7 separate regions of the Mus musculus genome follow, and regions 2, 3, 4, 5, 6 and 7 are each linked to region 1. A link is a loop called in an ENCODE intact Hi-C map of the cell type or tissue named here. Cell type or tissue: left cerebral cortex. All regions are shown on one strand.

Region 1 (4,000 bases):
TATATTAATTAATAATCAGCAGTTTACTTTTTGTAATTTTTTTCTTTAATGAAAAAAAAAAACTCTAAGAAAGCATTTTCCACCAAAATAGCTTGCAAAAAGAAAAGGTATTTGTCAAGGTTCATGGTGTGAATTATCTTGGTGCTTTAAGGCTAAGACTAGGAGGAGAACTAGGAGTGTGATAGCCACTTTAAGAACAAAAGTGTGTGTGGAGTTCTGAATGTCAAGGTCCAGTTTCACACTCTCTGGGTGTGTTTGCTTTTGGAAGCTAAACTGGGTCCGACCTGGTTAGTGCTTGAGTGGGAGAACACATAGACAAAACAAAATAAAACAAAACAAAGCAAAGCAAGCAAACTTTTAAAGCCCAGCAGCTAAATTTCTGTATGGTGAGATCTCTCCAGTTCCTGTTAATGAAGAAACACTGTATGCTTGGTTTTTGCTTTGGTGTCTGGTACTGTATCTCAGTATACATCGATGAATGTATACAATTTTGACAATAGCCACATAAAAGAAGACAATGCAGTACAAAGCCCAAGAGGAAAAGATCTGGGCTCTGTCACATATGTGGGTAAGACACACATGCAAACTTCAGTTCCCTGGACCTCTAGCTTCTCTATGTAAATTTGGATTCTGTATTTGCTATAGAATGGCCTTGTAGCTCCTGAAGGCTTCCAAATCTTAAAATTACACACTGTGTGTGTGTGTGTGTGTGTGAAAATGGTGATTGGCTGTATGTACACGTGTGGAGGTCCTAAGTCAGTGTCTAGAGACTTTCCAGATCACCACCAACCTTATTTTATGAGAAAGGGTCTCTCACTGAACCTGGACTTTGCCACTTGGCTCTCAACTATCCCTGGGTTCTACCTGTCTCTGATCTCTCCCCCCCCCACCCCCCCAGAACAGGCATTACAGCCCCTTGCATCCAGCCTAAATCCTTTTAGTTAGACTAGGGATGTCTGGACTCAGGATCTGAACTCCGTGCGGCAAGTTACTCGATCCACCAAACCATGTACTCTCTACCCCTCCCCCATCGTTATTTTTGCCCTTTCATTCTGGACTATAGCCAGGAGCCTCCGTAGGAAGCAGAGATGAGTACAGACCACAGAAGCTCTGTATTTGTGACTTCAGAAATAAATGAAGTCTACTGGGAGCAGCAGTTTCACACAAAGGCTTGGACAAGCATGGGAAATGTGTGCAAGAGAGGAAAAGGAGAGGTCAAAAGAGAGATTTTATTTATGACTGATTAACAAATGATTAATTCATAAAAAGCTGTTCCCTCCCGAGAGCACAGGATCCTTTAGTTCCTAATTGGACAGTGCCCGGATCATAAATAAGGGAGAATCCCTGTTGCCTATAGCAGAGGAGGGGCTTCAACAAGACAGGCTTGTTCTTGTCTCTATCCTGATTTACCATATGACCTTGGGCAAGCCATTCATCTTCCTCCAATACAGTTTCCTTAATTGTAAAATGGAAATAAAAATACTCACTGGCTTGCTGAAGAGTAACGAGACAAAATGAATGCCCTGAAGCTCCCGAGGGAAAGAGGCTGTGTTTGAGAAAGCAAAGGACTATTAAGTAGTGTTATTGGAGTTTTCAAACAAGTTGAGAAAGAAAAGCCAGGGCAATAAACTCAAGAGCTTGAAAGTTTCCTTTTCTAACCACACAAACAGCAGAAGTAAGAGACTCTGCTTTTATAACCAGCCCAAGGTTTCCTGCTGGTTCCTTTAGCAATGGCTAGGGAGCTGGAAATCCAGTGGCTGGAAGCCTGTCCCTGAGTTTCTGTCTTCATAGTTCTCTACCCTTTCCTCTACAGTGACCAGACGAGGAGGGAATGTTTCACACATGGGTCTTCCTTTTTTTGTAACATAGCGGATAATACTTCTAAGAGCCACATATACTTAGACATAAATGCAGATGCCTGGCATATAGTACCAACTTCCGAAGAAGCATTTACAGAGAACTTCTGTTCCATTGAAGCAGACTTGTTTTGAAAGTACTGCAATACCCACCTCACCAAAACCCAACGGTTTTCATGACAAAGCATTGAGATATAAAGGTACACGCGAGGGCATTATCTGTACATTACGAAGGCAAATAGGAACCATAAAGCCCTCTTCTTCCTTCAGCCGAACAAAACAAGTTTGGGACTTGGGCAACGCCTTAAAATTCCAGCACTTGGACACAAGAGGGCACTGTGAGCTTGCTTTGGCAAGGGACGGAGGGCAAGTTACAATCCGTGCTAGGTAGGGAGGGTCCGGGGTAACCCAGAGCCTTGCTCCAGGATCAGAACCATAATCTAGTCTCTGAACACGGAAACGCGGGTGATCTAGGACTGCGGGCAGACACGGCTCCGTGACTACCCGCGTTGTAGTCTTTCTTCTTCCCAAACAGAAGGTTCTTCCTGGTAGCTATTTTTCAGTATGAGACGTTTGGATCCAGGAGCTTGGGACTCAGCATATAGGCCCCAGCTATTGTAGAAATACGGGACGCATTTTGGGTTCACCCATATCAGGTATTTTACAGACCATAAAGGAGAGAGAGAGAGAGAGAGAGAGAGAGAGAGAGAGAGAGAGAGAGAGAGAGAGAGTTAGTTTGATTCTCAGTGTCTGTCCCAAGAGGGGTTTAAGCTTCACTAATTTAGTGGAAACGTGGCACAGAGAGTCCCTTACCCACAGCCAACGGTCCTGGAGCCACGGGGAACGACTCTAAAGCCACGGATGGGCAGTGCCATCATTAGTGTTGTGCCTAGAGACAGGTAGGGCCCCAGAAGGACTCTTTCAGGAAGGGTATTGGCCAGGTCTGGCTCTAGAGTGAAGCTGAGTGTTACTTTTGTGAAAAGGAAATTGTTGCTGCCTGCAAGGTTTCTTAAGGTTCTAACTGCTTCCCCAAAGATCAGACGAAGTGAAAAGAGGCCTAGGAACTCCGGGGGGTCGCCCTTCTCCTCCCCACTCCCCCGCCTCCATTCAAAGCTGGGCCATGGGCACCAGGAGGGAATCTCGGTTAATTTTGTTACTCCCATCTAGGCAGAAGTGCTAGATGCCCTAGTGTTCTCTTTAACACAGCTGCGTGGTGGTGTATGTGGTGGTGTATCAATTAACACGCGACCCTGGGGCAGAGAAGGGGGAGTCGGCTGTGGTCCCTGTCTCGGAGGCAGAAAACCTCTCTTGTCCCTGGGCAGGGAGCCACCTGGGGCAGAAGAGCTGTAACGCGAAGTGAATAGAAAGCAAAAAGGCAGGGAGAGATTGAGGGGGTCTGACACAACGCGGTGTGCTTGTGTGGCTGGAAGGAAGGTGGGGGTGGGGAGGGATGCCGATCAGGTAGGGATGCGCTGACCGAGGAGGAGAAAGTAACAACCCACCCCAAACTTTCGCAGGTCAGATGGCCTTGGAGGGAGAGGCAATCGGGAGCAGTCGTGCCCCTCCCGACACCCACCCGGTGTGACTAGTTATAGCGAGGAGGGGCCTCGCGCCCATCAGGCTGGACAGTCCCCACGTCGCTCCCACCCTGCTGCCAAAACGCAGCTGCTTGGGGCACAGAGCGCAGCACCACAGAGCCAGACACACCGTGCCTGTGGAGCCTTAGCAACCCGCTCCTTTGAAAGGACATTCTACGTGCATCGGGAAAGGAGAAGGGACACTGGACTCAACAGCTTCTCTCAGGACCAGTGACCGGGTCCTCCCCTTGGACACCCAGGCGAGAGTACCCACTGGCTTGGGAACTGAGCGAAGAAAAAAAAATCTAGGGGTTTGGAGAAGTCGGATTCAAAAGAAATGTCGAAAGATATCCAGGGCAGCCACCGGAGTCCGGAAGCTTAATAGCCACCGGGTCACCGTGACCCCGGGAACGACAGTGACTGACAAGCGCACAGACCAGGCGCTCGCCATCATCCACCGGTCTGCCCGCCGGAGCCGCCTCCACGGCGTGGGACCCGGTTGCAGACGTCCACGGAGCCGGCCAGATAGCGACATGCAGCGAGCACTCCCCAGACTGCCCCAGCTGG
Region 2 (4,000 bases), 660 kb after region 1:
CACCTCCCAGTGTTTGGCTGCTAGATGCTCCCTGTAATCATTCCCAGGCAAGCGCACTGCTTCATTGCAAGAGTGAAGACAGCTAAGGGCAGAGCTAGGGACAGCATGGAGCCCCTTCCACAGCTGTGCTTTCCCTTGCTCCTTCCCGTCTTCTCCTTCCCTTCCTTCCCACATCTCTGCCACCACCCTGAGTGTGGCTGATGACAAATAAGGAAAGGAAGGCACGGAGAGAGCAAGGGTAGGATTGTTTTGATGATAATAAATTTGGCAGGTGATTTTTACACGTACAGAGTCATCTTCTCATAACTGAGATCAGGAACTGTATTCCTCCCAGGAGGGAAAAAACCCACTTATATGGACGTGTTTATGTTTGGGAATAATAATATTTGTCCATGTGAAAATATGTGTGATTCATTTCTGTCATGCCATATGGCTTATTGCTATTCATAATCCAAACAGTAGCAGCTGCTGCAGAATGTGAGAGTTTACGCGGAGTGAAAAAATGGGCTAACTATTGCATGCTATTGCATGCTATTGCATGCTATTGCATGCTATTGGGGGCTATTTCCTTGCTAGAAGCGTACGTTCCAATCGCTTCCATTCACAACAAGGCTCTTCATTAACCTCTCAAAAAACGACTTTTCTATCCACTCTCATTCTGTCTAATAGAGAGACTCTCGTTCAACTCTACCCCATCTTAGCTGGTCCCCCTTCTACTCTGGGACCAGGAAAGTGTTCGCCTCAAAGCAGTTGGCAGCTGAAGGTCTCAGTTTGGATTTTGTTGACTGATGACAGCTGACAGAAAAAATTACAGCAAATGTCCCACCTGTCTTGCAAGTTCTCCACTATGGCCTCCTCCGTGGCTGAACGACACTGTGTGTTTGTGGTTAATCAGACACGTGGGGACAGTGAGTGAGGTAGCCAGTGATTAACACTACCACCACCACCAAGCCCCAGGCCCACTTGCCAAGACTCTGACGTAATGGAAAATGTGGAATAACGCTTTTTCCTGGCCATTTAAGTGTGGTTTGCCAAAACCCTTGAGATTAAGAAGGAAGCAATTTGTGGGATACATGCTGGATGCTATGGTAGAAACTGCTACAATCAACAATATAAAATAGACCAAGTTTCACAAGAAAGAGATATCCACAGGGTTTGTTTAAGCCTCTAAAAAATAACCTTGAGTAACCCTAAAAGCTGAAGGTTTTTTTTTAATAGTTTTTATGCTGACTCTATATTTAGACTATAGAAAATAATTCTGACCAAACACTCGGAGGCTTGTAGCCCAAGTGAGAGTATTACATAAAATTACCCTGATTTTCCATTTCAGATGGTTTGTCACAATGATAACGAGCCTTCACACAAAGGGTCACTGATCTCAGGTTACTTTCATGTATATTATAAGTGATTGACTTTTTCCCAGGACGAGCAGTCAGGTGACCCAAATCAATGGCGATCTGTGAGCCTGGAATGGGAGAATCTCTGTGCCCTAAGCTTTGTTCTGGTCCCCTCACAGCAGGTATCCCTAATTTCCAACTTACATCAGTCTTCTTCTTGGAGCCATTTGTCTTCTTCGGATGTTTATTGGTTGATCCTCTAAGTAGCTGCTGCTTTTATCAGAAGTTATAATAGGGTCATTTTTCAATGTCCTTGGCCTCACTTGGCAACAAGAGAGCAAATATAGTCTCCCATAGGGCAGTTCCATACTGAGCCTGTAAGCACATTCTTTCAGCACAGAATGACATGGGTACTCGGCCATCCATGGGAAGAGGCGGTGACATGAACTTCAATGTGCCCTCACTGTCTGTTTCCCATCAGCCTTTGCCTGCAGGAAAGATGGTGTAATTGTTTCATAGGCTGCTTTTCCCCAAAAGGAATCTATGACATCATTCCCAAATCACATTTTATATTCACAGTCTCCCTCCCTCCTTCCCTCCCTCCCTCCCTCCCTCCCTCCCTCCCTCCCTCTGTCTCTGTCTCTGTCTCTGTCTCTGTCTCTGTCTCTGTCTCTGTCTCTCTCTCTCTCTCTCTCTCTCAGTATGTATATATGTGCATGTGTGTGTATGTGTGTGTGTGTTTCTCATGTCTATACCTCTTTAATCATAAGCAGCTTGATTGAGACCACATGGTAACCGTCCCTAGATCCCCATGATGTGACTGTAGGGAAGCATGCACTCATATGCCTTCTAATAGTAGATGCCTTAAGTCCCCACTGCTTGTTGTACCTCTCCCCCCAACCCCAGAAAAATCTTCCCGTGTATGTGCAACCCTGACAACTCCCCAACCAGACCTGAGAGCAGGTAGTGATCATCTGAGCAGGGCCTAGTCCCACCTGCCTCAGCCTGGTGACATGGGCACCCTGTTTTCTCACCCACACCTGACATCTAGTCACTGGAAGCTTGAACACACACTGAGAAAGAGGCTGCTTCTGAATAGTCTTTCAGTGGAGTGGTCTGCTCAAATACAACTGCCCCAGCACGCCCCCTGGTGGTGATGCTGAGCAAGCTCGGCCTTCTGTCTTTCATGACCTCAACGTTCCCTCCAAGACACTGAGTAGTAGCATTTATGGCTTCCAAGAACCCTAGACACTTGCACATTTGTAGACCCCTTCTGCTATAATATATACATATGTACATATATACATATCATATACATACAATTATGCTAGTGTAAAAACGATATTATATATTAAGTGTTGTCTTTAATGCTGTAACATGAAATTGACACCTTTTCATGGTCCTCTAAAACATTGTGGGGCTTTAGCACTGAGCTCAGAGCACCCTAAAGATAATTTGACTCCTCACAGAAACACCTCTTCCACATTACATCGCTGTTCCTCAAACTTCAGGTTTTGTAAACTACATTTACAGATTTTAAATTTGTTTGCTTGCTTACAATGCTGAGACTAAAGCTCAGAATGTCACCAATGCTATCCAAGACTGTTAGCACTGAGTGCTGCCTTAAAATCTAAACACGCATGGGCTTCATTGTGCCTCTCCCTAGATTTCATCCAGGGCAACTTTAGAGCTTTCTACTTCAAAGTTGGAATAACTTTTTTTTTTTAAGTTTGTTACCAGAGTAAGACCAATATCAACTGCCATAAGTTGAAAACCCCAATCAATACAAATTTAAAGTAAATGCATGTCTATTTTTTCTAGTTCTGTTTATTCATGGTCCAACAAACTGGAGTGTCTCTCCCCTGTACCCAGCCTGTTTGTTATTAGAGACTGGATCTATCCCTGCCTCAAAGCAGTCCACCCTGGCTAGAGATGTTTATTTACTCAAAGTCTGCCCACTGACAGCCACCTCTGTCTGAAGCAAAAGAACCAGCCAGACCTGCCCAACTGGACTGCACCTGGGCAGACCAGATTCCCATGGAGGCTACTATTCATGTGCTGCCACAATTCTGGCTCCACCATTTCCCAACAGGGCAGCCCTTCCCAAAGTTCCACGAGTATCCCTCCCTGTGTGGATGGAAACATCTCATCTCTGCACTGGTCAATCTGAGACCCACTGGTACATTTCTCTAGAGTGGTGGTTCTCAACCTATAGGTCTCGACACCCACAAGGGTCACATTTCTGAGTATTTTGTGTATCAGATACTGACAGTCCCATTCACAGCAGTAGCAAAATTAAAGAAATAGCACAGAAATCATTTTACAGTTGGGGGTGGGTCACCACAACATGAGAAGAACTAAATTGTTCCTTTTACATTGTTTTCATTTATTTAAATTTCAACTCTAGCATATAGTCAGCAGTTAGCACATGACACAGGGCATCTTACATGCTAGATTTTTTTTAAAGCTCATTACATCCTTCCCAGGTTTGAGATCTCTGTCCCGGAGCCAGTGAGAGTTCAGTGGGCAAAAATAGTTGCCAAGCAAACCTGATGGCCTGAATTCAATCCCCAGAACCCATCTAAAGGGGCAGGAAAGAACCAATCTCATATAGTTGTCCTGTGATATCCATGCACTTACACACACTAATCATACATACACAC
Region 3 (4,000 bases), 880 kb after region 1:
AAAGAACATTTTAAGAAGGTTTGAGAGAAGCATGAGTCAAAGCCGAGGAAGAAGAGCTACTGCTCTTCATCGGGTTTTTATTAAGTTAGTGCTTAGCATGTGTAGGCATGCGCTACGCACCATGCAGGTCATCTCCTTGTTTTCTGAATCCAGTGTCCTTTTGAGACATCTCATGAAAGGAGTAGCCTTACTTAAAGTGGTTTTGAGGATAATTAGAACCAAGGAAATTATGGAAAAGAGATGAGGTAGAAAAAGTTACAATTGTAAAAGGTCATAGATTGAGATTTCAAATGTCTTCCATGTGCGTTCAGCAGTTTCTGGGCCTAAGAATTTATGCCATGTGGTAACAGGACCTTGTCCTTTCTTTTCTGAGCTGTGATAAAATGCCTTACCAAAAGCAGCTTAGGGGAGAAAGGCTGTTTGTTTGTTTCACTTGTAATTCCAGGTTGCTGTCAGTCATTGCAGAAAAGCTAGTGTAAACACTCAAAGCAGCTTATCTAGATCACATGCAAGAGTAGAGGGAGAATAAGTTTATGCATACTTGTATAGAGCTATGTTTCTTTACTCCTACAGTGTAAGGCTCCCTGCCTAGGGAATGGTGCCACTCGTAGTGGGCTGAATCTTCACGGATCAGTGTATGTGTAATCAAGACAATCTCCCACAAACATGCACACAGGTCAACCTGATCTCCGTAGTCCTTCATTAAGACTGTTTATCCTTGGGTGATCCTAGGTTGTGCCAAGTTGACAATTAAAATTAACCATCCCAGATCTGTAAATAGCAGAATTAAAGAGTGGGTTGGTTGTACTGTTGTGACAACAATTATATTTCATAAACTTGAAAAGCCTGCCATTACTTGTAGAAAGTTAATGTGACATAATTGATGGATTCAAATAATTTTCTAGGAAATGTATCCATATTGAAAAAACTTCTCAGCCTTAGTAAAAAGAAATTAATATATACTGTTCTTTACCAAGCTAAATACTGGACTGGGAGACAGTAGGATATAAAAACTTTTAAAAAGTCTTTAAATTTTAGACACAGACACACACACACACACACACACACACACACACACACACACACACTGATACCCTCAGAGGCCAGAAGAAGGCGTGGGGTTCCCCAGAGTCACAGGTGGTGGTTGTCAGCTGCTTGATGTAGATGTTAGGGCCCTGATGCTGGACCTGTGAAGAGCAGCAAGCACTCTTACCAGTGAGCCATTGCTTCCACACACCCGACAATAAGATATAAACAAATGGAAATAATATCACGCCACAAATAAACCGAAGAACATTTGACTTCGCACTCCATCACCGAGTGTATGTTATGTTGGGATTCTAATAAGTCGCTTCTAGAAATGAGAAAAAGAAATAACTATGTCAAAATACTGGAGAGGAGTTGACATGAAAACAAATTAGCACTGAGACAGTTCAGTGACCAGAAATGGCTTAGTCTAGCGGAGGCGGTGTATGCCAGAGTTGTGTGCTGGAGCCGCAAAGGTGAGCTTTGTAGAATACGCTGGAGGCTTCAGTTTGCCTATGGCTCTGATGGATATTTACATAGGTGTCATTTACAAGGATATTCCCAAGGGGCAGGCACCACAGAAGGTGTTTCCATTTATGCACTCAGATCATCTACCAACAGCCTAGTAAGGTAGGAGCCATTTTACTATAGCTACTTTACCCAGCGTCATCAAGGTGTGAATATGCCTCTCCCCAAATCTGCTTGACTTCACAGCATGTGACTCTTATCCTGGGATGGGCTTGTTGCCTTGGATTTCACACTACACGAGGCGCCTTGATCATTTATGGAGGTGACTTTTTACTTTGTTAAGCAGAAAGCCAGAAACTACAGGCCAAAGCTGAGAATGGTGGCTTGTACCTACAGTCCCAGAAATCTGGGACCTGAAGGTTGCTGTGGATTTGACACCAGCATGGTCCACAGTGTGAGATGCTCTCTCAGACAAAACAAAAAGCCAGCAAGCTGAACTAAAGACAAGAAGAAGAAAGTTCTAGCTGAGAAAGGACTCTGAAATGAAAAACAAACAAAACATGTCTGAATAAGAGAGTGTTTTGACTGGGTTGATAAAATATGACTGGTGTTGCTGTTTGCAGTAGATGTTTATGGAGTTCTAAGACTCCGGGGGAGAATTACTCTCCCTCACAGTTGGAGAATTGACTGCACTGAGATGTGTGTGAAATGCAGACTTTCCACTAGGAAGGCCCACGGTTGGCCTCAAGCAAGAGACTTACGCAGGACTGAGCACTAGGGGGCGCCAGCCTCTGTCTCTTCCCAACCTTGAAAGTGAGCGTTTCCTTACTGCCCAGGCTTTCTGTCTCTGACCTCACTTCAGTCTTGTCCCTGCAGCTGGGTGACCTCTTGAGTTTTTATGGCAGGTAGTAGATGGTATTAGCTGAATATTGTTCCGTGTTTATTTCTATTAAATAGAGAAGAATGTTCACGAGATAAAAAATGGATTTGCTATCTTATGGGTAATATTCATTAGGCCAGGGGCGATGGCTCAGTTTGTATATTGTTTGCCTACCGTGATTATGGGGTGGGTGGCGCCTTCCTATAGTCTCAGTGCTTGGGAGATGGAGGCAGAAAAAAGGAGAAATTCAAAGCCAGTCTTCAGCCACATATCAAGTTAGAAGCCAGCCATGGGACACGAAACTCTGTCTCAGAAAATTTGCATATAGAAGTGGACACAAAGTCCCACTGCTAGCCAAGAAGCTATCATAGTTGATAACCAAAAAAAAAAAAAAAAAAAATCAGTTACTTTTGCCCAGTGGACTATATCAACCACACTGCAGTGCAGGCCCCATCCCTGGAGGGTAAAGAATATGACAAAATCGTGTATAAGTTCTCCAAGAATAAATAAAAACATTAAAAATACCATACATATCTAGTATGTATATATTACCAAGCACAATATCAATTATACTTACGTAGCTCACAAAAAGGAAATTGCTTTCTTTAAGATCAGTCAGCTGTTTTTAAGACAAGAGTCTAGCTGTATAGCCCAGGCTAGCCTTGAACTCTTGCCTCTGCCTTTCTAATGCTCAAAGTGTAGCCCCAAACTATCACACACCTAGCAAGGCTCTTTCTCAGCCTTACCACCATGTAGCACAGCTATGTCCCTTCTCTGTTTCCCGAGGAGCAGGTGACTAGCTTTGGGGGCACTTGGGCAGCCTGTGGTGATGCTGGATAATAACAGGAACAGCAAGATCCCCGATTCAAAATTCAGCAGGGAGAAAACTCGCGCCGAAGTTTTATATCCTGAGATTTAAGATTATTGTGCCATAAAAAAAAATCTCTGTAAGTACAGGTTTCAAGTAATGTATAACATATGTTGCTTTTTACAAATTAGGTTATAACTGCATTTGTGTGTGTGCACAGGTATGTTTGTTTGTTTAGTTACAGTGAAGCGTCACTAAGCCTGGCATGGGGTAAGTTTAGGACTTTCTTTGAACGTCGACATTTATTGTGCTTTTGCTAAGTGCTGGTCTCCACATGTGAAAGTGAGATGGGTTGTTTTTGCCTGGGTGCACCTTAGGATACTTAAATGTAGCTACAAGAAGAAATGAGTCGGACACACTGTGGTCATTCTCTTTCCTTCCGTCAGCAGACCAGAAGGTGTCTCCGCAACATCCCCGCAGCCAGCTCCTCAAGTATCCCCGAAACACTTGGTTCTCACGTATCCATGTATGATTAGATTTGGGATCGGGAAACAGCATCTCGAGTTCTCGAGAGCAACTCGGTCCATTAGTCGTGACAGAGCAGGGCCAGTCTATTCTAGTGCGCCCTTGAAGTCCATCTCTTAGACGCAAGTGTGGTAGGCTAGTCCTTCCTGTGTGCACAGGCAAGAGACATGGAGGGATGAGAGATGCTGCAAGGCGCTGGGCTTGGCAATCGCGCAGGACATTTCTTGATTTTGAAGGTTGAATTCTACAGAGGCTCAGGGAATACATTCTGACGTGTGTCTATTCATCCTTCC
Region 4 (4,000 bases), 610 kb after region 1:
TATGATCTTCATTCTGATTTAATTTTCTGATTGTTTATTATCCAACTCTACATGCATTTTAAGGCCCCCTTAAAGCTAGCTGCTTTGTGCCACCTACTGTTTGGTATAGTTCTTAATAGCCTATAAACATAGTTGTGTTACTTGTAGTTACTTATAGAAGGTCAGCCCCAGGGGCAGGGACTATTTCTTACCCATCTTCATGTCTTCTACATCCCTAGAACCTACCAGAATAGCTGTACCAACACTGGAACTAATAAATGTCTGGTGATAAGGGGAGGGAGAAAGGGAGGCAGGGAGAGAGGGAGGGGAAGAAGAGGAGGGGAGAAATGGAAAGAGAGAAAGAGAGACATGGGGCAGAGAAGGAGGAGAGAGAGAAGAGAAAGAAGAGAGGGGAGGATGAGAGCGAGAGAACAGGCCACATAACTAGAGGAAACCCTGAAGGTATGTTGCATGCCATAGCATCTTTCAACTAAAGTACTTGTGTGCCTCTGAATGAAGGTCATCTGCTACTGAGGGATCTGCCCAGGGTGTGAGTGGTGGTGAGGAGAGAGATCATAATTTTTCTCTCTACCTCTGGCTTATCTCCAAGATGTGTTTGCCTGGTCACTAAGCCCACTCCGCTCAGAGCTAGGTGCCCCTTAGACTGTACAGGAGTGGAGGTTTGCTTCTAGCCATGCTAAGAGTAAATATCCATTTAACCAAACAAATAATTCAACAAATGATGGGCAAATTTAATAGAAATGGTACTCCTGGTAGAATTTCCAATGTAGGTAAAACGGATTTGAGAAAGTACCCTTGGAAACTAATTATGATTTCTTGGATAGTTTTTCTCGGAAAAAGCATTTTCAGTTGCAAATGACTAAGCTCTACGTAAATGTTTGTGACGTGCTCAGTCATACGCCAAGGACTGGTTGTATTGTGTTTGTAGTCCATCTGGGGCCGTGAGGAAAGAAGGAAAAAAATCAAATCATCAACTGGATAATATCACCATTGGGAACAACAAACCCAAAGCAACAAAATGGTCTATAATATGGAATATCATGTCAGAATGCTGATAAACATGCTTTACAGTTTGTGGCATTTGTAGGCTGGCTTGAAGTCTACAAGGAAAACTGTTTAGGCATGGAACTGGGGAGAGGGTAGGGTCAGGATGGAACTGGGAAGAAGGTAGGGTCAGGATAGAACTAAGAAAAAGGTAGGGTCAGGATAGAACTGGGAAGAAGAGAGGGTCAGGAGGGCCGGGAAAGATGAGTCCAGGGCATGGAAATTGGGGAGGAGCAAACCATAGTTTAGAAGAGTATAACATTTTCAAAATATAAACAATCTCAAGCCCACAGGGAATTGGAAGACATAATTAATAAAAATCCTCACATGTTAAAAAAAAGTCTTGAAATTGTGTTGCATGAGTCTACTAGGCTGCATTTTCTAATTCCCAGGGAGTGAGATACCATGACTTACAAATTCAGTCAAAAATGTGAATGGCGCTGTGTGGTATGCCACTTAAAGAGTGCTTTAGTGATCGCTCAGGACCTTTAAAAAATGCAGCAGAGCTTCATGGATGCACTGAGAATGGATTGGTGGTGGACGTGCCTAGATCATAGATTCATGCTTCCTAGGAATTTTCTATCCTTCTTTTGAATGTACTATGTTATCCAATTCAGTCCTTCAAAGTGAACTGAAGACAGAAGGTAGACTTTCAGAATTTTGAAACTATCCCTTAACACAAGGGGGCGCGACGGAGCCGTTGCTATTGGCTTCCAAAAATCAGTGACTAAGAACACAAGAAAACAAAACAGGCAGCTTCCTCAAAAATAATCCAGATAAAGACAAAATTCCCTAAAACTAAAATCATGTGGTCAAAGGCTCTGTGCTCAATTATATCTTTGAGTGTCTGAGTACTTTTCATTTCACATCTATGTACACACACACAATTATTTTGCTAATGTCTTTAATAATACCTTTTATGTTATTGTGAACTTATTAGTGATTTTCAGTTAAGACAAGATAGGTAATTACCATGTAGTTATAACAATAAACACATAGGTACCATTAACATGGAGTTGACAAATGCAAACTGTATGTATGTGTGTTGCACGCTATGACTTTTCTATAGGTGTCCAGCATGAAATGGTGAAAATCAAGCTAAACAGGATATGCTTACCCATAAACTGGATGTGTTATTTGGGGTTGCAAGAATTGCTAACGTTTCTTCGCAATCCATTGCTGTTAAAAATAATTTAATGACCCTCCAAATTAGATGTCTATAATTGTTAATACTTCTTTTACTGAGGATATAGTCTGCTTGCTAAATAATTCTTTTGTATGAATTCCTTCTCCCTGTTTTCTTTTTTTCTTTTTCTTTTTTGGTTGAGGCTGAGGTGGTTGCTTGGCTTTGGGTTTTTTTTTTTTTTTTTAGAATTTAGTACATGAATACAGTGTTTACATCACTCACCCCTCCTCTTCCCCCCCCCAATTTGTTCCCATGATCCTCTTCATACTCCTGACTTCCTCTTCTTTATTACTGTTACATGCATGCACACATTTTATACATACACACACACACATCACACACCACACAGTCTACTACGTTCGTTCAGTGTTGCTTATATGAATATGTGTTTAGGATTTACCACTTGGGATTAGGTGAGCTATCAGGAAGCTCATGCCTAGGGCAGCCCATTTCTCCCTCTCTCTGCAGCCATCGATTGCTGTAGCTCTTCACCTAAGGGTAAGGCTCTGTGAGATGAGTTCTTTCATTTTATAGAGCATATGTACTTCCAACGGAAGGGAAGTCACAGTCCTTCAGTTTGTAACGCAAAGCCGAAGCACAGGTTGCTAATTTTTTTGTCATGTTTGTATGTTAAGTAAACTTGATTTATGTTTCTTAATAAGTGAATGGTAACGACTGATGCTGAACTGCTAACCAAATACTTCTTCCTTTAAAAATGCAAGACGTCTTTGACTGCCCCACACCACACCCCACACCCTGTTGAAGCTCAAACCTCTCAAACTGCTTTGCAGATAGTGACAAACATTAAAGCCTTTTTCTCCAGGTACTCTTAAGAATTTATTAGCTACCAGAGCGATTGTGTGCTATCAGTAAATGAAAAAAATAAAATTCAGGGATATGTTTAAAATCCTACTTGCTAAGAGTCTAATTTTTTTCAGGGACTGAACACAAATTTTCAACTGGAAATGTCCCCCTCTTCAGAGGAGGTGTGAAGGCCCTAACTCTGACCCTTGTCCTACCTCATCCTTCACTTCAGGCTCCCAGAAAATCTGTTTATTTGTAAAGCCACCTTGCTCTGGAGATAAGGATGGATTGAAGATATCACCTGCCTGGGTGTATTTTGTACAGTAGCACAGCCCTTCCGTTAGCCTTATCCCCCTGACCTTTCTTAGCAACTAGAAGTCTCGGGCCTTTCATACAAGCACCAGACATCACGGGCCACCTAAACATACAGAGCTGCATGACATGATCTTCAGACTCCCTCATCCCTGGTTTAGGGAGAGAGATCATGGGACACGGGGACACGGGGTCGTGTGAGGGAAGCAGGCCATTTCCATCACGGGCAACCCACTCTGCTGGGCTACAGCGCACTGTCCTCCACAGTGATGAGCTCGGAAGAAGGTGTTTGCCCTGAAGCGTGTCCCTTAAACGTGGTAATTATTTTTCTTCAAAGGGAAAAGGCAGTCAGTATCATTCGCTGGCTCACCAGCTTTTTCTCCTTGATGACAACAGTGAGTTCGGCCTGATTTCCTATTCTCCACAATCACTGAGCAGAGAAGAAGCAGCCATTAGCAGGGGTTCCCAGTTGACCTCCAGCTAAATTGTTGTTCCTTTCCCTTTTTGCCTTTCTTTCAGACTGAGAGGGGGAGGAGAGAGCAGCTCTATCTAAAACGGGGAGGTAAAGGGAAGCAAGCAGGTGCAGGCTGTCTGACAAAGGATGGAAGAATCTTGAGGGGACAGTGTTCTTAATCTGACGGCTCTTCTAGCTGT
Region 5 (4,000 bases), 510 kb after region 1:
TATCATCAGAAGGAACGAATAATCTCTCCCCAGGCTTTCAGCAGGAGAGCTAAACTTAGTGGCAGGCTTCACTTGCCATTTAACTTTAAACGTGTCGCTACATGGGGCAGCTTGGGAACACTGCCTTGTGTTGAAGAGACGGCCTTAGGAGCGAGGCAGAGCATGAATAAGCCTGCTCCCAGTCACTGTTCTGAGTACGGTAAATGCTCTTTCCCTGCCCAAGTTGCCAAGGAAACCAAGGGTTTTATGCTTTGCTTGAAAATGTTTGTTCTTTACCTTGGAGCAGGCATCCTATGTGGTATGGAGGGCTGGGATTTCAGGGAGGCCTAGAAAGCGCTCAGCAAGAGAGAGAGATCAAAAGACAAAAGCTTGGGAGTTGGTCCAGTGACTGGGGTGTGAGGTGGAAGAGATAATAATGGTGAGAGGGACGGTCAACTCAATCCCGATGTCCAGAGGAATGGGCTGCATTAATGATGACTGTAGTCTCTCTTGTCTGTTGCTCTTTCCCAGTTATGAAACAAACAAGACAGACACAAGAATATGAGACCAGGCCATGCTTTTACAGCCTAGCTTAGGGCCTATACACATAAACCATGCATAAATGCTTTGTAATGTAACATTTCCGTTGGCCATGGATCTCATTTACAACAGTGGCTCCATAGGTAATAATAGACGTGACAGTTTCCTCTCCCCTACTGATGCTGTAATGTAGTGAATGCTTATTTTCCATGTTGGTGCTGGCGTTATTGTAAACAAACCCAATGGAATCTCTGTTGTAAACAACATAGCACACACAGTACTGTGTAGTACATGATACTTGATAATAAGTAGCCATCATACCAGGTTGTACATTGACTATGGTATATATACTAGCAATGTTTTGTGTGTTTTGTTTGTTCTTAAAGACTTACTTCTGTTTATATGTGTGTCATCGAGGTGGTATTTGCTTGTGTGAGTGCAGATGTCTGTAGGGTTAGAAAGGGCTTCAGATCTAGAGTTAAAAGTGGTTGTGGACTGCCTATTAATGGGTATTGGAAACCAAATTTAATCTTCTGCTAGATGTAGTACATGCTCTGAACAGCTGAGCCATCTCTCCTGCCCCATTACTATTATTTTGGAGTCGACTCCTCTTCTTAGAAAATAACTTTCACACTTACACATTTTGCCATAGTAGGCCAGCTGCAGCTGGATTCCACTCATGTTCACAATGTCTCTTGATTTCATCGAGAGATTACCCTCCGTGGCTGAGCCACAGCTTTAGCATCTTCCTAAATGCACTCAGTGATGTTCCCACAAAGGCAGACTCATCTAACAATTCAGTTCTTGGAATGTCTCATCACTAGGCGATCCGTAGCAATAGCCCAGCTTTTATCCATAGGCAGCTCACACTAGCTGATTGAAGAATGACCATCTGTACAGTGTGCACTTGAGAACATATCATTAAGAAGGTCTCCATCTGTCTGAAAGAACATAAACTTGGTTCCTGTGATGGTTAGAATCTGAATTCTCCCCCACAGGCTCACCTGTTTTTAAACACTTGTTCCCCAGTAGGTGGCGCTGTTTGGGAAATTATATAAGCTTTTTGCTTGTTTGGTTGGTTGGTTGGTTGGCTGGTTGGTTGGTTGGTTGGTTTTTGGTAAGACAGGGTTTCTCTGTATAGCCCTGGCTGTCCTGGAACTCACTCTGTAGACCAGGCTGGCCTCGAACTCAGAAATCTGCCTGCCTCTGGCATCCCAAGTGCTGGGATCAAAGGCATGCGCCACCACACCCAACTCTGTATAAGCTTTTTAAAGACAGATCTCCCTGGTGATTGAAAGTGAATCACTGCAGGATGGGCCTGATTGGCTATGATGTAGCTAATGTCCAGCCCAGGCTCTCTGCTTAGTGGTCCACAGAAGTGTGGAAAGCAATACCACAAGCTCTTGCTGTCAGTGACAGACAGAGCCTCCTTCCACACTCCTCCACAGTGTTCTTCCACCATACTCCTCCATCATGCGACCACCTCTGCTCCTCCCACATCAGTCTACCACGAATCTTCCAAGTCGTCTCCCCCGTGCCTCTCAGCCGTAATGAACTTTACTCTCTGAAACCATGAGCCAAATAAATTCTCCTTCTCTGAAGTGACTTCTTGTTGCGCAGTCATTATAAGAAAGTATCTAACAACCCCTTGTTTCTTCTCTGCGAATAGTCTTGTCTAAAAACTGGCTGTGGGGCTGGAGAGATGGCTCAGTGCTTAAGAGCTCTAGCTACTCTCACAGAGGACCTGAGTTCGATTTCCAGAACCCATCTGTAATTTCTGTTCTAGGGGATCCATCACGCTCTTCTGACCTCTGCTGGCTCCAGACACGCAAATGCTACACAGACAAGCATGCAGGTGAAACACCCATGCACATCAAATAAAAATTAATGAATCTTAAAAAGAAACTAGAGTCTTCCAACGCTAGTCAATGAGTACTCTCCCCATTTTTTTTTTTTAAAGACAATATTGATTCAAAAAGAATACATCGTGCCAGAGATTCCCTGGGGGTTGAGGGGAGGGTGACCACAAGCTCCGCAGAAACAAACGGGTACAGGGAGGAGGCAGGGTGCTGGGGGGCGGGGGGGGGGCACTGAATAAAGGATAATAAAATGCTGCAAAGAATGCACTCAGATGAAAAAATTATGATTCGGAGAGTGAGGGCTGGCGCTAGCATCCATGGGTGTGATTAGAAAGTGATAAATAAGGATGAGTGACAGGCTCTCACTATAAATCAAAAACTGTGAAAAGATGCCAATCTTAGGGGCCTCGCTGAGGGTCCCCTCCTGTACTGCCTCGTTCCCAGTGGGTGAGTAGTCTGGATGTTGATTCTGTTTTGAAATCTGAAAGTCATATTCCTTGTGGGGGCCCCACTTCCCCCGTTGAGGGCAGGCACAATTAGAATGCACCCATAGAAAGCAAATACCGTCCTTCTGGTGAGTTTGCCCGGACCCGCTGAGTAAGAAGTTGCTATTGGTTACCTGTTCGCTTGACCGTACTTAGAGCCCGAATGTGCATTGTGTCGTAATTGCTTGTGGAAACAGCTTTCCTGTATTCAGAGCTTGCTGCAGCCTTAGACAGCTGACGTTGCAGCAGCCGTTTATTCTTTTGGTATTAAAAAAAAAAAGTGAGTTAGAAGCAGATAAAGAGAGAGGCATTTGATTGCCCTCAATCAGGCTCTGGCTTAGGTTGTCATTAAATCAGAGGTTTGTTTGAAATCCGTTCTCGGCTGTAACCCATTCTTTGCCCGCTTGTGTGAGTCCACAGTTCATGATAATTTCATGTTTTATTTGTTCTTCACGGACAGCCTGAGATGGGCTCATTGTTATTCGCTGCTTCTGTGGAGTCTCACCTTGGAGTGTGCTCAGGAAGCTGGTAGAAAAGAGGATTCCGCCTGCGGGTTAGCCACGTGGAAATGTGCAAATCGCATGGCATTTACCGGCCACTTTCCTCATTCCTCACTCCAGATAGTGGCTGCAGTTTGGAATAGCATCATTTGAATACTTCTCCGGTGCATTATAGACAAGGGGTCACCGAAATCATTAAAAACTTTTCCAATTTCCATCAAAAATCTCTTTTGAGCTCCCCTCCCCCAAAAAGTGGCTATCTCAGGCTGAAAGAATGAAATCTACTCGTGATGCTGAGCATGGAAGTATGTACGCTCCACTTCTACATGAGCTTTGGCTGATCCTACCTGCACCTAGCTTGTAAATGCGTGTACCTGCGCCCATGCGTGTGTATTATTTTCGTATTAAATTATTCCTCCATATCCCGTCTCCAGTGCCTGTTAAATCCCTCTCAGGGAGTCCCACTCATGTCACGCATTATTGTAAGTAAATAAATGTGTATGTTAAGATCATTTCTTACCCATATGTCACCTCTAACCTTTGTGTAAAATGTCTTTCACATTAGCATAAATATTAAGAAGATGCCATTTCTGCTATATATAGGGCTGCCTTCAGCTAATCAGTTTTTCATGCATTT
Region 6 (4,000 bases), 620 kb after region 1:
CAAATCCTTCTAGTAGACATGGAGCTGAAAATGGCCAGAGTGCAGTAGTATACTATAAACTATGGTTACATATAAAAGAATTTAACCTAGTTAGAAGGGCTTCAAGCTTTATTTGGTAAGGAGTGTAGATTTCCTGTCTTTACAGTACATATACTTGTTTATTATTTGGTAAATGGCTGTTCATGAAGAAAGGTCAAAGGCTTACAAAGCTGATGGTTGAACATTCAGCACACTGAATGGAAGTGTGCACCTCACGGTCTTTGCTCAGCATCAAACACCATCAAACAGACTTCAATCTGATCATTTGGCAGAGTGCCAGGGTCCCTTCCCCCATCACTCACCCTGTGGGCATCAGTTGTCATTTGTGCAATGTTATGAGCCAGGAGATTACCCTGAGACAGTCCAAGCTCGCTCTGTGACAGCCCTGGAAATTGCATTTTTGGGAGTCATTTTCTGATTACTATTTGATAACTTCACATTTGTCCCTTATGCTCAGCTGTCTCATCCGAACTTGGTAGAGAAAAATCTTCACCTCTGCGTTGCTTTTGCTGTGAGGCTAGGTTGGAGCAGCTTGAGGTGGCGATGATGTCTGTGAGTGGTTTCTTCCATGCTTCCCTCTCAGATGGCCTGAGCCTCCTGCTTGACCACTAGAAGAAAGTAACTTACTGCCTAGCCCCAGGAGGGGGGTGATCCATGGTGTCACCTTTCTGTACAAGGAATATCTTCTTTTGCTTCCATTTTAACCTTGTGTTGAAGAGTCCCTTTCCTTCTCTGACAATGACAGATGTGCTGATGACTGTTCAGGTAGGACACACCCATATAAGTCATTTGGGTATATGCAGATAATTTATGTAAATCTTGGGACACTGCTATTATGCTTTGAACATGTTTAATGCTACGAATAATGCTGACTAGTACATAAAACAGTAGGCCACATAGTGTAGCACTAGAGTGGAGTCTAGACTGCAAATACATTCTTCCAATGCTGGCATGACTCTTCCTACCAGGGCCAACTGTCTTTCTAAGCAACCATCTGGGCGATATCATCTTCTTTTCCATCATCCCTCTCCCCTCCCTGCCGAGGGCCCTCCTTTCATTTCACAGTCCAAGACCAGGTGTTGTTCTGCCTGCCTTGCTTCTCTCTGCATCCATCGACCTTTCTCTCCACCTGGTGGGTCTCCTGGCCATTCCCATGGGGTTCGGAACTGGAAAGAAACCACTTAGTCCAACTTTTTTGTTATTGTTCTTAACGAAGAGAGCAACCAAAAGGGACAAAGTTAATGATCCCAGTGGTAAGACTTCATGTTGGACATGACCATCACTACCTCTCTCTAGACCTATATGTAATAGCACAGCCTGTTTCTTGTCACTGCATTGCATCAAGTTCAGACTCCAGGCTGTTCTTTCTAAACCACTGCTTTTACTACTCTTCAGTGGTCCTTCAGTGCTTTCCAAATAAAAATTAAGCTTCTAAGCCTAGCATTCAGCAGGCAAGTTCACGCTCTTCCCTGGACTACTTTTACAATCAGGCACACTGATGTATATCCTGATTCCCCCACCCCCACCCCAGGTGATTTAATCCCATACCTGCATGCACTCGGCTGGCAGGTCTTGGCACTTGTTTTCCAGGCAAACATGTGTGAGTTCTGCTTTCCAAAACACCCTCTGTTCTTCCACTCAGTTAAAAATAACCTCCACTTCAGTGGCTCAGCTCCTTGTCCATAACTCCATTACAACCCCCATCACCTGGGTAACAACTGAGTGAGTTTACATTGATATTGTCTGTTGACCTAAGCCTTCTTAGAGAGAAGGGTCTAGCACACCTGATATGCTATATTCAAAACTTTTACATATGGCATTTACCCACCTAAGGATTTGAAGTGAACCTCTGTATTTGCAAGTTATTAGCCAATAAAGTCAGAACTTTATCATTTCATAAAACCAAATATAACCTTTTTTTTATTTTTGTTACTTCATAGTTGAGGTAGAACCCAGTTACATAGTTCTGTGAGACGGTGTTCAGCTTAATTGTTGTGACCCACAATGTAACTGTCTCCTTGAAAGCCCAATTATATGCCACTGGGTTTATCTGACACGAACCTATAAAACATCGGATAAATAATTTTTTCCTTCTAGAGCAAAAATTTCTACCACCTTACATACACACACCCACATTCACACACAAAAGACCCAAATCATCTCAGAAACACTTACTGCCATCTACTGGACGGATAAATGCAACAAAACCACTAAATAGGGCTGAGTAGCTAGCTAGCTCTTTCCATGAACAGTCTATGAATGGTTAAGCAAAAGGAAGAATTTTCTTTTTTAATTAGAACATTTTCTCAGAAAGTGTATTTTTAAAAGATGCTTGTGTAATTATTCTTTATCATTAGAGAAGCCTAAACTGGTTGTTGGAAATGTGCATGCAAGTAACCCTAGCATTCTCGTCTTTCATATCTGGGAGAGGTGGAAGTGGTCATATAAAGATGATTATGTAAACTTTAATACCATAGTTTCTTGAAGCAAGAATGCACAGAATTGTTTTAATTAATACGTTAGCAATTAGTAGTCCATACCCAGGACGCAAGAGATAGAGGATGGTTCCAAAGTATCCGTGCTGAGTTGCTAGCAAATAAGTAGATATCTAACCCAGAGAAATTGACATTTCTTCACATTATTATGAAACCAGTATTTCAGAGAAAGCACCACCATAAGGCCACATTATGGCCATTCACCTCCTGGAAATCAAATTAGCTACTAAGAAATCATTCCCTAAAATTGATAGGGAAAAGCACAATAAATATTAAACAAAAGTCATTTCCTTTTGTTTCTGTGAGATACCTTTCCCTACAAACCTTTCGTTGTTTAGGCTTTTCCTGGTAAATCATCAACCTCCTAATTCAAAAAACATGGGTGCTTAAACTATTTCCCTTCTGGATTAAATATAGTCCTTAATCAAATGCTGAGCCAGACCATATCCAAAAACATCTTCATGTTATTATTTTGTCTCTGGGGAGCTTTTATTGCCTTCTGTTTATCTGTAATGAAACTCCTATATGGCATTCAACTTGTCTAAAAGAAATGATTTCTTATAATGCACAAAATTATACCTGAAGGAGAACCCTGGATACCTAGAGTGAAGCCTGTTTATGAAAGTAGTTTTAGCACCCACCTGCACCCACCCCGACCCCCACCCCTCACCTCCCTACTCTTGGCACCAAACTTCACACTCTGACTCTAGGGTGTGAGGACCACTGTGTTCTACATTTTCCTCTCATCCTTGATTGCATTTGTCAATCCTTCTAGAAAAGTTATTTGGAAATTAGCTGTCTGAAAGGAGTTGAATATTAGCTCAGTTATTCACTGAGTCAATTTATAGGGACCACTCAGTATTAGGGTCCATTGCATCAGCTCAGGCTGGAGACAATGAAATAATGAGTGGCTATACACTCATCTGCATATGAGGGCAGCGCCAGAGAACTGAGCTAGAAGTGCACGAAGCATGCTGCGGCCAGCCCTGAGGTACAGCAGGACATGTGGAAGGCCTGAAACAGGTAGCAAGAAGTCCTGAGATGAGAGCTACATGGCTCCCTTTTGGGTGCCTGATATTTTCATCAATGCCAAGAGAATAGAACTCCATAATGAGCTTAAAGCAGGCAAGTGGCGTTTCACGTTTTACTTTATTTCAAGCACTAGATTAGATAAATGTAAAAGGGTCAAGATGGAGGTCACAAAGGCTGTGAAAACCTCACCCATGAGCCTCAGCTACAGGGTCAAACCTTGAGTCAGAGCACCCAATTTTTGAGTTTTGAACAGGCTTAGTGGGAGGTTGACAATGGAAGTCACACTCCTAACACTGTGAACCCCAACCATAAAATTATTTTCATTGCTACTTCATAACTGCGAGTTTACTACTGTTGTGAATTACAATGTAAATAACTGTGTTTTCCTTTATGGGTCTTAGGTGACCCATAAAATAGGTGCCTGTGAAAGGGCT
Region 7 (4,000 bases), 890 kb after region 1:
TAACTGAATTATTTCATTTTCATAGCTTATAGAGGATATCTAGACATGTAGAGTTATAGACCTCGCTGAAGTCATCATCATTATCATCATCTGTCAATTCAGAAATAGATACTGTAAAAGATTATGTATGTGCGTTTGTTTATATGTGTGCGTATGTGCATGTATGTGTATGGTTGAGGTGCACACTAGATGTCCTCCAGTTTGCCATCTGCCTCTGGGCAAACCTGCCTGCCTTTCTCCCTGGCACTAGGGTTATAGACATATGGCATCATGATGTGATTTTTACTGTGTGAGCTGAGGATCCAAGCTCAGTTCCATGTGCTTTTTACCAAGCACTGTATCGCCTAAGCTGACCGTCTCTCTGACGCTGGTATTTGACATACAATTTTCTTCTCTTTCTGCCATTATGAATTGTTTTGTTGTTTTTGTTGTTTTGTTTTGTTTGTTTTTGTTTTTTCGAGATAGGGTTTCTCTGTATAGCCCTGGCTGTCCTGGAACTCACTTTGTAGACCAGGCTGGCCTCGAACTCAGAGATCCACTGGGAGTTACGTCTCAGTGTGTTAGACAGTCCCAGAGTGCTGGGATTTAAAGGCGTGCACCACCACTGCCCAGCATGGATTGTTCTTTTGAAAGTACAAGTAGCATCTTGGTCTACATACTGTTTTGCAAGTCTTCAAAAATGGCCATTTATGAATATTTCTACCTGATAAATATTGTTAGCAGAGAGAGGCTTCCTTCTGCATCATATTGGATAAGCCATAATCTCATCCACCAGCCCTTTTGCTAGCTTATTCATAATTTTCTCTGTCATGAGCACATGACCCTGTCAGGAGAATTTCTTAACTTTGTTTCTCTAATGATGCCCTCTGACATTTGGAACGTGTAGATAAAATAATATGCATTCAAGGCATTATAAATTATATATATCCTTGATTATAAGATCTACTCTTGTTATAGCAAAGGCCAGAGGGTGGGTGGGTAACAAGAACTGAACGCTGGCCATCAGGATTTGAATCATAAATGCTGACCCAGCAGTGAACAGGGTAGGACTCAAGTGTGCTCTCAGCACATTGGAGCCTGAGGCAGGAAGGTGTTGAGTTCTAAGCCAGTCTGAGCTACATAAGGCCCAGTTGCACTTAAAAAGAAGGAGGAGGAGAAACAGGAGACTTAAGAGAGATAGACTGTTAAATAGCAAAGGGTTTGGGTAATTGTAAGTGCTGAAAAGATGTTAGCTACTTTTATTACCTCCATTTTACAGAGGCAGAATTTGAGCTGCCTCTGATCACACTCCTTTAATCAGGAGGCACACACATATATGAGAGAGAAGGAAGGGAATATACAGCTTATAGATAGAGAAATGCACTGTAGCCGCCTCCTTAAGGAAAAGTCAAATGAGCGACACCGAATCTGCTTTCACTTTTGGTGGCTGATGTCTGCTTTCAGGGTTCGCTTGCCAGCAGCAGACCCCACGAAACTAGGATCTGAGATCCTTGAGGATCTGAGAGCCTAGGGAACTGAAGGCAGAAGAAGGGCTTGGATTTCTTTCCCAGGCCTCCAGGGCTGTCGGCATCTAAATGAGGACATCCTGTTGTGACAAATGACACCCTTGCTAGCTTGGGAGCACCAGAGATGGAGTTCTCACTTGGCTACTCCATGCTTCGCTGCCTGGCACCGCCAGTCTAGACTGTGGAAGCCGCTACTTTGCTGGGCCTTGCTTCCAGTGGTCACAGGGCAACCAGACAGACAACCAAATGGAGACAGAGCTGCAGTTTGGGCAGGGCATGCCACATCAGCATGGTGGCAGCCATTGCTGCCACTGCCTCCTCTTTTTAAAGAATGAAGAACTTTCTTCCTGTTCACTGACTGTCTTCCCTTATGTTTGTCTTTTAAAAGTAAGTGTATGTGTGTGTGTGTGTGTGTGTGTGACAAAGACAGAGAGGGGTAGAAAGACAGAGACAGACAGACAACTTGATTGTCATTCCTTGGGAGCCTGGTTGTTTGAGACAACAGTCTCTTTCATTGGCCTAGAGCACACCAGGTCACTGGACTGGTTGGCCCAGGACCTGCCTGCGTCTGCCTGGTGGTTGGTGATGGGGTTTTGATATGTGCCCCATGCCCAGCTTCAAGCTAGTGCATTCTGGGAAGTTGAACTTTGCTTCTCATGCTGGTGTTACAATCTGCTCACTGACTAAGCTATCACCCAGCCTCTCTGTTTGCTTTTAAAAAGGTATTTTGTATTGTCAACTCCTAGAACCATAATAGATTTTAAAAAATGTCTACCGGTGGCAAATTTATTTTCATTGCTGAATCACCTGATCCTAGTCTGAGACGAGAGGGAGGTCAAAGGGGCAGAGAGCTAGGAGAAATCCAAGCAAGACCGGCCTCTGTTTCTCTTGTCTTTGTGACTGTGTTAATCTGTAGCTCGGTCACCAAGAAGCCTAAACATCACAGAGTTGGGGATCATGCCTTACCTGGGCTATAGATCCGTGTCACCAAACACTGCAGTGAACCAGGCTGGTTAGCTGTGCTGACCAGCGAATACTAGGGCAGAATAAATAGCCCGTGTGTTTTCTTCCTTAAGTTTGCAATAAGAGAAAGAGAAAGCAATGGTGAGCAGGCAGCAGGAAGAAAACAAAACAAGGTGGACTTCTGCAAGCTTTCTATTTGTGGTAGAGTGGAAATAATTGTGGCTGCCACCAAAGGTCCGGAGTGACCCCCAATATAAGGCAGAAGGCAGGCTGGCTAAACAAACTTCAAAGTGAGCCCAAGAGCACACGCCCGCCCTGCCCTTCTGATGCTTCTATGTTGCTTTTTTTATCTCTATCTCGACTTTTCTTTTCTTTTCCCCCCCCCACCCTTTTTTTCTTTTTGCTACTAGGAAATTTATTTTCTTTTAAACCACTTTATTTTTTCAGCTATTTCTCCCACCTTTCACAAACCAAAAAACTGTCTTTTGTGAAATCAGAGTATTTGTTCAAGCTCTGACATTGTAAGAAAGAGACTACTTTTGATACTAAGTGAATTTACTGCTTGTGTACCTCTCCCCCCTCCCCCCACTCCCCATACACACTCCTTTTCTTTGTTTCTTTCTTAAAGGCAAAGGAGATTGGAAGAAGAAAAATAAATACTTCTGGCAGAATTTCCGAAAGAACCAAAAAGGAATAATGAGACAGACTTCAAAAGGTACAGTGATGTGGCCTTGAGACTCAGAAGCCCCATCCCTGATCTAAATGGACCCCCCCCCCCCAGCTCCCCCCTGCAATGTAGGATTAACTCATTGCTTATAACTGCGAAATAGTCAACTTTTCCGACATTCCTTTCATGACTTCAAGATTTTGACCCCATGAATTTCTTGAACTTGAAGAGAACATAACATAACTAGACTAGCTAGTGGTCTTCTGACCCCGGGGACCAAGTCTGCAAATGTCCCCTCACACCAGCCACCCTGCTGTTTTCTCTTAAACTTGCCAAGCACTGACCCCACCAGGTCAAGGGGATCTTTGCTTTGTTTGTTAGTTTTGGACCCTCCAGCGCACACCCCCCACTTGGAGCCTTCGCATTCTTCTGACCCTTTTTGCTCTGTGACAGGGACAGTTATGGGGTTGTTGCCCCTGGAAACCCTCTTTGGGTCTGACAGCATGAGAATTTAGCTGGCCTCTGTCGAAGGGAGTTCTGCCCTTTCTCCAGGCTTCTCCTTTGCTTTTGTTTACATAGCAAATAAATATGTCGTCCCCTGGAGCCGGGGTTCAGTAATTTACACTTCTCCCAGAATCCAAAGGAAACCAGGACACATTGACTTCCACATTCCTGTCTGTCTGAAAGGAGTTATCAATAAATGAACATGTTGTGCCGTCCACCCCTGACACTCTTTCCCTTTTAAACAATGACATGACCTCTCCTGGCCGGAAGTCTCCCCAGCCACTCCCACGCAGACACCAGAGACTTGGCCGTGGACTTTAGCTTCTACTCTGCACACCTGGGTTTTCAGTCGCCTCTCAAG

The links. Hi-C counts contacts between places; a loop is a spot of excess contacts. Peaks named below come from ENCODE experiments on the same cell type or tissue, not always from the same donor. Only the 100,000 strongest peaks of a DNase experiment are listed, where the experiment ranks them.
Region 2: it touches region 1 in a loop (5-fold over the local background); 12 of 42 quality-filtered maps call a loop at or near these places.
Region 3: a loop joins it to region 1, with 3 times the contacts of the local background. A loop is called at or near these places in 8 of 42 quality-filtered maps.
Region 4: a loop joins it to region 1, with 4 times the contacts of the local background. A loop is called at or near these places in 13 of 42 quality-filtered maps.
Region 5: a loop joins it to region 1, with 2.0 times the contacts of the local background. A loop is called at or near these places in 7 of 42 quality-filtered maps.
Region 6: it touches region 1 in a loop (9-fold over the local background); 23 of 42 quality-filtered maps call a loop at or near these places.
Region 7: a loop joins it to region 1, with 4 times the contacts of the local background. A loop is called at or near these places in 8 of 42 quality-filtered maps.

Annotation. Positions count from the first base shown.
Region 1 is chr10:9,675,345-9,679,344 of GRCm38, reverse strand. It overlaps a transcript of Samd5 not described here. Among named protein-coding and RNA genes, the nearest start is that of Samd5, 2.1 kb to the right of the region's middle. In left cerebral cortex, a CTCF peak has its summit at 2,176 (motif pointing right); DNase peaks (open chromatin) are centred at 2,192 and 3,590; H3K4me3 peaks cover 1,664 bases; H3K27ac peaks cover 689 bases.
Region 2 is chr10:9,011,474-9,015,473 of GRCm38, reverse strand. It overlaps Gm51794 (a long non-coding RNA gene), which reads right to left. Exons shown (of 3, transcript XR_003948990.1): 2 at 1,542-1,825. Among named protein-coding and RNA genes, the nearest start is that of Gm51794, 4.7 kb to the right of the region's middle. In left cerebral cortex, a CTCF peak has its summit at 2,488 (motif pointing left); DNase peaks (open chromatin) are centred at 211, 410 and 2,479.
Region 3 is chr10:8,793,815-8,797,814 of GRCm38, reverse strand. All of the region lies in intron 4 of Sash1 (SAM and SH3 domain containing 1), which reads left to right. Among named protein-coding and RNA genes, the nearest start is that of Gm25410, 28 kb to the left of the region's middle. In left cerebral cortex, a CTCF peak has its summit at 2,271 (motif pointing right); a DNase peak (open chromatin) is centred at 2,266.
Region 4 is chr10:9,069,568-9,073,567 of GRCm38, reverse strand. No RefSeq gene overlaps it. Among named protein-coding and RNA genes, the nearest start is that of Gm51794, 63 kb to the right of the region's middle. In left cerebral cortex, a CTCF peak has its summit at 1,721 (motif pointing right); a DNase peak (open chromatin) is centred at 1,728.
Region 5 is chr10:9,165,157-9,169,156 of GRCm38, reverse strand. No RefSeq gene overlaps it. Among named protein-coding and RNA genes, the nearest start is that of Gm51794, 160 kb to the right of the region's middle. In left cerebral cortex, a CTCF peak has its summit at 1,519 (motif pointing right); DNase peaks (open chromatin) are centred at 103, 1,271, 3,101 and 3,387; H3K4me3 peaks cover 979 bases; H3K27ac peaks cover 373 bases.
Region 6 is chr10:9,051,784-9,055,783 of GRCm38, reverse strand. No RefSeq gene overlaps it. Among named protein-coding and RNA genes, the nearest start is that of Gm51794, 45 kb to the right of the region's middle. In left cerebral cortex, a CTCF peak has its summit at 2,232 (motif pointing left); a DNase peak (open chromatin) is centred at 2,207.
Region 7 is chr10:8,785,531-8,789,530 of GRCm38, reverse strand. It overlaps Sash1 (SAM and SH3 domain containing 1), which reads left to right. Exons shown (of 20, transcript NM_175155.4): 6 at 3,097-3,183. Among named protein-coding and RNA genes, the nearest start is that of Gm25410, 37 kb to the left of the region's middle. In left cerebral cortex, no CTCF peak of the experiment used is centred here; no DNase peak of the experiment used is centred here.